2 separate regions of the Homo sapiens genome follow, and region 1 is linked to region 2. Evidence: chromatin contacts called from ENCODE Hi-C or POLR2A ChIA-PET data. All regions are on one chromosome and are shown on one strand. The core of a region is the stretch at or near the end of the contact, and the rest is flanking DNA. Distances in the headings are between cores, read along the strand shown.

Evidence for each region. A loop is a pair of places that touch in the nucleus more often than their neighbours do. ChIA-PET counts read pairs that join two places held with the same protein, here RNA polymerase II (POLR2A). Pooled maps may share reads with other maps.
Region 1: POLR2A ChIA-PET joins it to region 2 with 10 read pairs in activated naive CD4-positive, alpha-beta T cell. The contact joins two enhancer-like sites. A Hi-C loop is called at or near these places in 6 of 168 maps with a recorded cell type or tissue (G401, esophagus squamous epithelium, posterior cingulate gyrus and 2 more) and 8 of 50 pooled maps. POLR2A ChIA-PET finds 5 or more read pairs at or near these places in 3 of 52 experiments (A673, SK-N-SH and activated naive CD4-positive, alpha-beta T cell).

What each region holds. Positions count from the first base shown.
Region 1 is chr1:40,947,788-40,950,487 of GRCh38, forward strand. No RefSeq gene overlaps it. Among named protein-coding and RNA genes, the nearest start is that of CTPS1, 31 kb to the right of the region's middle. Within about 2 kb of position 1,269, at least 8 of the 41 ENCODE cell types and tissues checked have a DNase peak (open chromatin) inside an H3K27ac peak, as active enhancers do.
Region 2 is chr1:40,795,715-40,798,414 of GRCh38, forward strand. All of the region lies in intron 1 of KCNQ4 (potassium voltage-gated channel subfamily Q member 4), which reads left to right. Among named protein-coding and RNA genes, the nearest start is that of KCNQ4, 13 kb to the left of the region's middle. Within about 2 kb of position 1,440, at least 8 of the 41 ENCODE cell types and tissues checked have a DNase peak (open chromatin) inside an H3K27ac peak, as active enhancers do.

The DNA of each region.
Region 1 (2,700 bases), core at 19-2,518, 150 kb after region 2:
CAGCCTGGCCAACATGGCAAAACCCCGTCTCTATTAAAAATACAAAAATTAGCTGCGCATGGTGGCACGTGCCTGTAATCCCAGCTAGTCGGGAGGCTGAGGCATGAGAATGGCTTGAACCAGGGAGACGGAGGTTGCAGTGAGCCGAGATCACGTCATTGGAGTCCAGCCTGGGAGACAAGAGTGAAACTCCGTCTCAAAAAATAAAAAAATAAAAAAGAAAGACAATAATCTCTCTAGCTCTTTCCACATATATTTGATTATAAAAACACATACACATATGTAGCTATATGATTATAATATCTATTATGTATACCTGGAAATTAACATACTAAAGTGTTAACAGTGAGACAGATTGAAGGCAAAGATTGAAATTCATTTTATTTCTCTATCACTGAAATTTTTTTCATTGAGCACATTACTACTTTTGTAACAATGTTAAAAATCATCTTTATTAAAAATTATTTTAAGGTCAAGGCAGATGGATCACTTGAGGTCAGGAGTTTGAGACCAGTCTGGCCAACATGGTGAAACCCCATTTCTACTAAAAATACAAAAATTAGCTAGGCATGGTTGCGCACACCTGTAATCCCAGCTACTCGGGAGGCTGAAGCAGAATTGCTTGAACCCGGGAGGCAGAAGTTGCAGTGGACCGAGCTCCCACCACTGCACTCCAGCCTGGGCAGTAGAGCAAGTCTTCGTGTCAAAAAAAAAAAAAAAATTATTTTAACTGATGTTATGGTTACTAAAAGTCGGCCTGGAAGGACAGATGACTCCCAGACTGCTAACAAATAGGGTTTTCTCCCGGACAGCGTTTCCCTCCCCCGGCTATTAGAGGTTTCCCACCAAGACTCCTGGCTTCCTTTTCAGAGCCAAGAGAGCCAAAGGGGCCCTTGTGTTGCCCAGGGCTCACTGGGGCATAGTAAACATGCCCTAAATACAGTGCAGTCCCACCCTTAACAGTAAAGCTACCCTATCCAGCAGCCCTTTCGCAGAGTGCGGGAATAGCAGCCTCCCCTTCCCACCCCATACTGTGAGCTTCCCTAGGGCAGACACCAGGGCTAACTGTTGTCTGTATTCCTAGCAGCCAGCACAGATAATATTACTCGAACTAATTTATTAACACAAACACAGACTAACACAACTCGCCCACCAGGCAGATGGCGAAGCCTGGCTATAAAACTGGCACAAGGAAGAGAGAAAATTGATTAGCAATGAGTCATGAATGGCAGGAAAGCATGAAGGAGAAAAGGCAGATACACGAAGTCTGTCTACCAGCTGGTCCTTTTTTAAAAAGGGAGGAGGCAGACAGTGCCCCCTACAGGGCTAATGGAAATGGCATCTGCCCTTTTTAGGAAGAAGGGCAGAGGTAGGTAGGGTTGGAGGGGTGGGGAGGTGGGTGCGGGCTATGCTGTATTCTATCCTGCAATGCCAGTGAGTGAGACTGTAGATCATGTTGCCACTAATGACATCTGGTGGAAACGGCATTTGTGGTGGAGATAACTTAATAACATAGCATGTGCGGCACTGTGCTACAGCCCACAAGAAATGGAAAGAATGGCAAGAAGTACTTGTTTGTCCCTGTGTCCCCAGCACCAGGGGCCTGGCACAGAGCAGGGGCTCACTAGAAGCTTGAGAAGGAAGGAAGCCAGGGAGTGAGGTAAGGAGGGAGGGCAAAGGGAGGAGATAGGGAAAATGACGCAAGGACCAAGGAGCTCTTTCCTTTAATTTATTTTATTTTATTTTTTCTTTTCTTTTCTTTTCTTTTCTTTTTTTTTTTTGAGACAGGGTATTGCTCTGTCACCTAGGCTGGAGTGTACCAGTGCAATCACGGCTCATAGCAGCCTCTACCTCCTGGGTTCAAGCTATCCTCCTGCCCCAGCCTCCCAAGTAGCTAGAACTACAGGTGTGTGCTGCCACACCCAGCTAATTTTTAAAAAATATTTTGTAGAACCATGGAATACTATGCAGCCATAAAAAAGAATGAGATCAGCTGGGCATGGTGGCTCATGTCTGCACTTACTCCCAGCACTTTGGGAGGCCGAGGCAGGCGAATCATGAGATCAGGAGTTCAAGACCAGCCTACCCAATATGGTGAAACCCCGTCACTACTAAAAATACAAACAATTAGCTGGGCGTAGTGGTGGGCACCTGTAATCCCAGCTACTCGGGAGGCTGAGGCAGGAGAATCACTTGAACCTGGGAGGCAGAGGTTGCAGTGAGCTGAGATCGCGCCACTGCACTCCAGCCTGGGCGACAAAGTGAGACTGCATCTCAAAAAAAAAAAAAAAAAAAAAGAGAGATCATGTCCTTTGCAGGGACATGGATGGAGCTCAAAGCCATTATCCTCAGCAAACTAATGCAGAAACAGCAAACCAAATACTGCATGTTCTCACTTACAAGTGGGAACTGCATTATGTTAACACATGGACACATATGGGGGGGCAACAACACACACTAGGACCTGTCGGAGGGTGGGAGGTGGGAGAAGGGAGAGCATCAGGAAGAAAAGCTAATGGATGCTGGACTTAATACCTGAGTGATGGGATGATCTGTGCAGGAAACCACCATGGCACACGTTTACCTATGTAACAAACCTGCACATGCTGCACCTGTATCCCTGAACTTAAAATAAATGTTGGAAATTTAAAAAAAAAAGAAAAGAAAAGAAAAAAATCTTTTGTAGAAACAGGGTCTCAC
Region 2 (2,700 bases), core at 190-2,689:
AAAAGCAGGGTGGCCACACTAGCAATTCCTGTCCTCAGGCTCCCCTGGAGGACAGCTCAGAGATGCCCAGGCTGGAGACCTGGGGAACTCTAGGAAAAGAATGCACGAAGCTGGAGCCAGGCTAGAGTTCTAAGCACAGACTTTGTCACTGAGTAATAAGATTCATAGTCTAATCTCTACCAGGTATTGTGCTAAATATTTTTCACACTGCTTCATTTAATCCTTCCAAGAGCCCTATGAGGTAGGTCCTATCATTATCCCCATTGGATGGAAGATGACACTGAAGCTTAAAGGTGAAACACTGCCCTTGTCACACAGCCAGGAAGTGGTGAATGCCCAAGAGGACGGGAGTTTTCTGGGCTCAGCTCAGACAACTGAGTGCCTGGAGAGGCCGAGTGTGCAACGATTCTGTGACATGAGAGGGTGGGAACGGTTTGCAGGACTGTGGTGGGGGGCCGAGGGGGTAATCAGTGCACATCAGGGGCACCGGGTTGGGGTCGGAAGGCAAGAGACACGATCCTGCTGGCTAGCTTCTAGCAGTCACCTCCCTCTCTGAGTCTCAGCCTCCCTCTCTGCTCTGGCTCTCAATAATAACAAAGATAATACTAGCAGGACCTTACTGAGTGCTTACCGTGGACCAGATGCTGCTCTGAGAGCTTGCCACGCCTTCTATCACTTTTTCCTCTCAATGACACTATGAGGTAGGTACTGTTATTATGCCTACTTTTCAGATGAGGAAGTTGAGGCACAAAGAGGTTACGTGACTTGCCTGGGTACATGTAGCAGGGCCAGGATTCTAACCACAAGAGTCTAGCTCTATAGGCTGTGATCTTACCCACCTAACTCACCCGGACTATGTCTGCCTGCTTCTAATGGGGGGTGATATTAGGAGAAGTTGAGCCTTAAAGTTCAAGGTCCTGGGCCGGGCGCTGTGGCTCACGCCTGTAATCCCAGCACTTTGGGAGGCAGAGGCAGGCAGACCACCTGAGGTCAGGAGTTCGAGACTAGCCTGGCCAACATGGTGAAACCCCGTCTCTACTGAAAATACAAAAAATTATCTGGGTGTGATGGTGCGCACCTATAGTCCCAGCTACTTGGGAGGTTGAGGCATCAGAATCGCTTAAACCCGGGAGGTAGAGGTTGCAGTGAGCCGAGATCGTGCCACTGCACTCCAGCCTGGATGACAGAGTGAGACTCCATCAAATAAATAAATAAATAAATAAATAAATAAATAAATACAGTTCAAGGTCCTGCTCCCACCCCGATTCTACCCTGGGGACTCATTCCTTCCCTCTCTCGCCCTTTCATTTGAGAAACCTTCACTTCTAAATGAAGTTCAGCTGCTTATGCCAGTCTCCCCGGGCCAGGCCCTGTGCCAGACTCTGGGGACAGAGCAATGAATCAGACCTTCCTCTGCTCCCTGGGGGAGATGGGCTGGGAAGCTGGCAGTTACCAGGCAGGGTGATAAGTGCCACTGTCCAGGCAGCACGGAGTCCAGTGGGAGCCCAGCACAGAGGGCCAAGCCCTGCCCCAATCTGGGCATGGCTGGGAAGGCTTCCCAGAGGAAGAGGCTTAAGTTGAGACTGAAAGATGAGTAGAAGTAGGAGTTAGCTAGGTGAAAAGGAGCAAGGAACAGTGTTTCAGGCAGAGAGAATAGCACAGGCAGAGACCCAGAAGTGAGGCTGAACAGGGCATTTGCAAAGAACAGCAAGAAGTCAGAAGAGCGGGATCCTAGAGGAGGCAAGAGGTATCTGGAGAAGAGGCTGGGATGCAACAGGGCCAGGCTCGGCAGTGAGGACACCGGGCTGGGGAGCTGCAGCTTCCTGAGAGGGTGATGGGAAGGAAGTGATGTCAGGAGTAACATGGCAGATTCGTGTTTTAGAAACTCCTTTCTGGGACTGGCGAGGAGGATGCTGGAGGGGTAAGGACTCTGGCAAGGAGCCCTGGGGATGCTACCAACTTGTCCCCCTTTTTCCTTTACCTTCCCCCCAGGGTCCAGCCTCCTGAGTGCCTCCTCCAGAGCTATTGACCAACCCTGCTCAGGGCCTGGCTCAACCTGACCCGGAGCCCTAGGACTTTGCCTATAGGGAAAGTTCAGCTGCTTATGCAAACTCTGGCTTGGGGGGAGATGTGTGTGGTTGAGCTGGGAGCTGGTGGTGTGTGGGGGTGGCCTTGGAAGCAGAGAGGGTGGGTGCAGGCGCCGAGGCTGTCTGGAAAGGGAGTCTGGGGATATAAGCTTGGGGTCCATGGGGGTCCCTAGAATAGTGGCCTTATAATGGCTCCAAGAGGGTACACTGGGATTTGGCCCAGATAATGGAGGGACACCCTGGCGAAGGGGCAGAGTCCTGGCAGTTCAGCCAGCCCCAGCTCTGTCTTTTTCTTGAAGCTCAACAGAGTATGGAAATCATTGGTCTCACCCAGCCCCCTCATTCTTCTGAGGGGGAAACAGGCTCAGAACAGGGCAGGGACTAAACTCAGGTCAGCAGTAGAGCCCAGACCAGAACCCAGGCTCAGTCCAAGCATCTTAGTTGTCTCCAATGATGATAAATAACAGTGAAAACCTTTCTGCAGAGCTTCCCAGGGGCTGGCCTGGGCTTAGGCACCCTCTGGATGGTCTTGGGCAGACGTTTTTCACATCTCGAGCCTTAGCTCGAGGTCCAAAATACTACCTGTACTGGGAAGGAGGTCCTCTCTCCCACT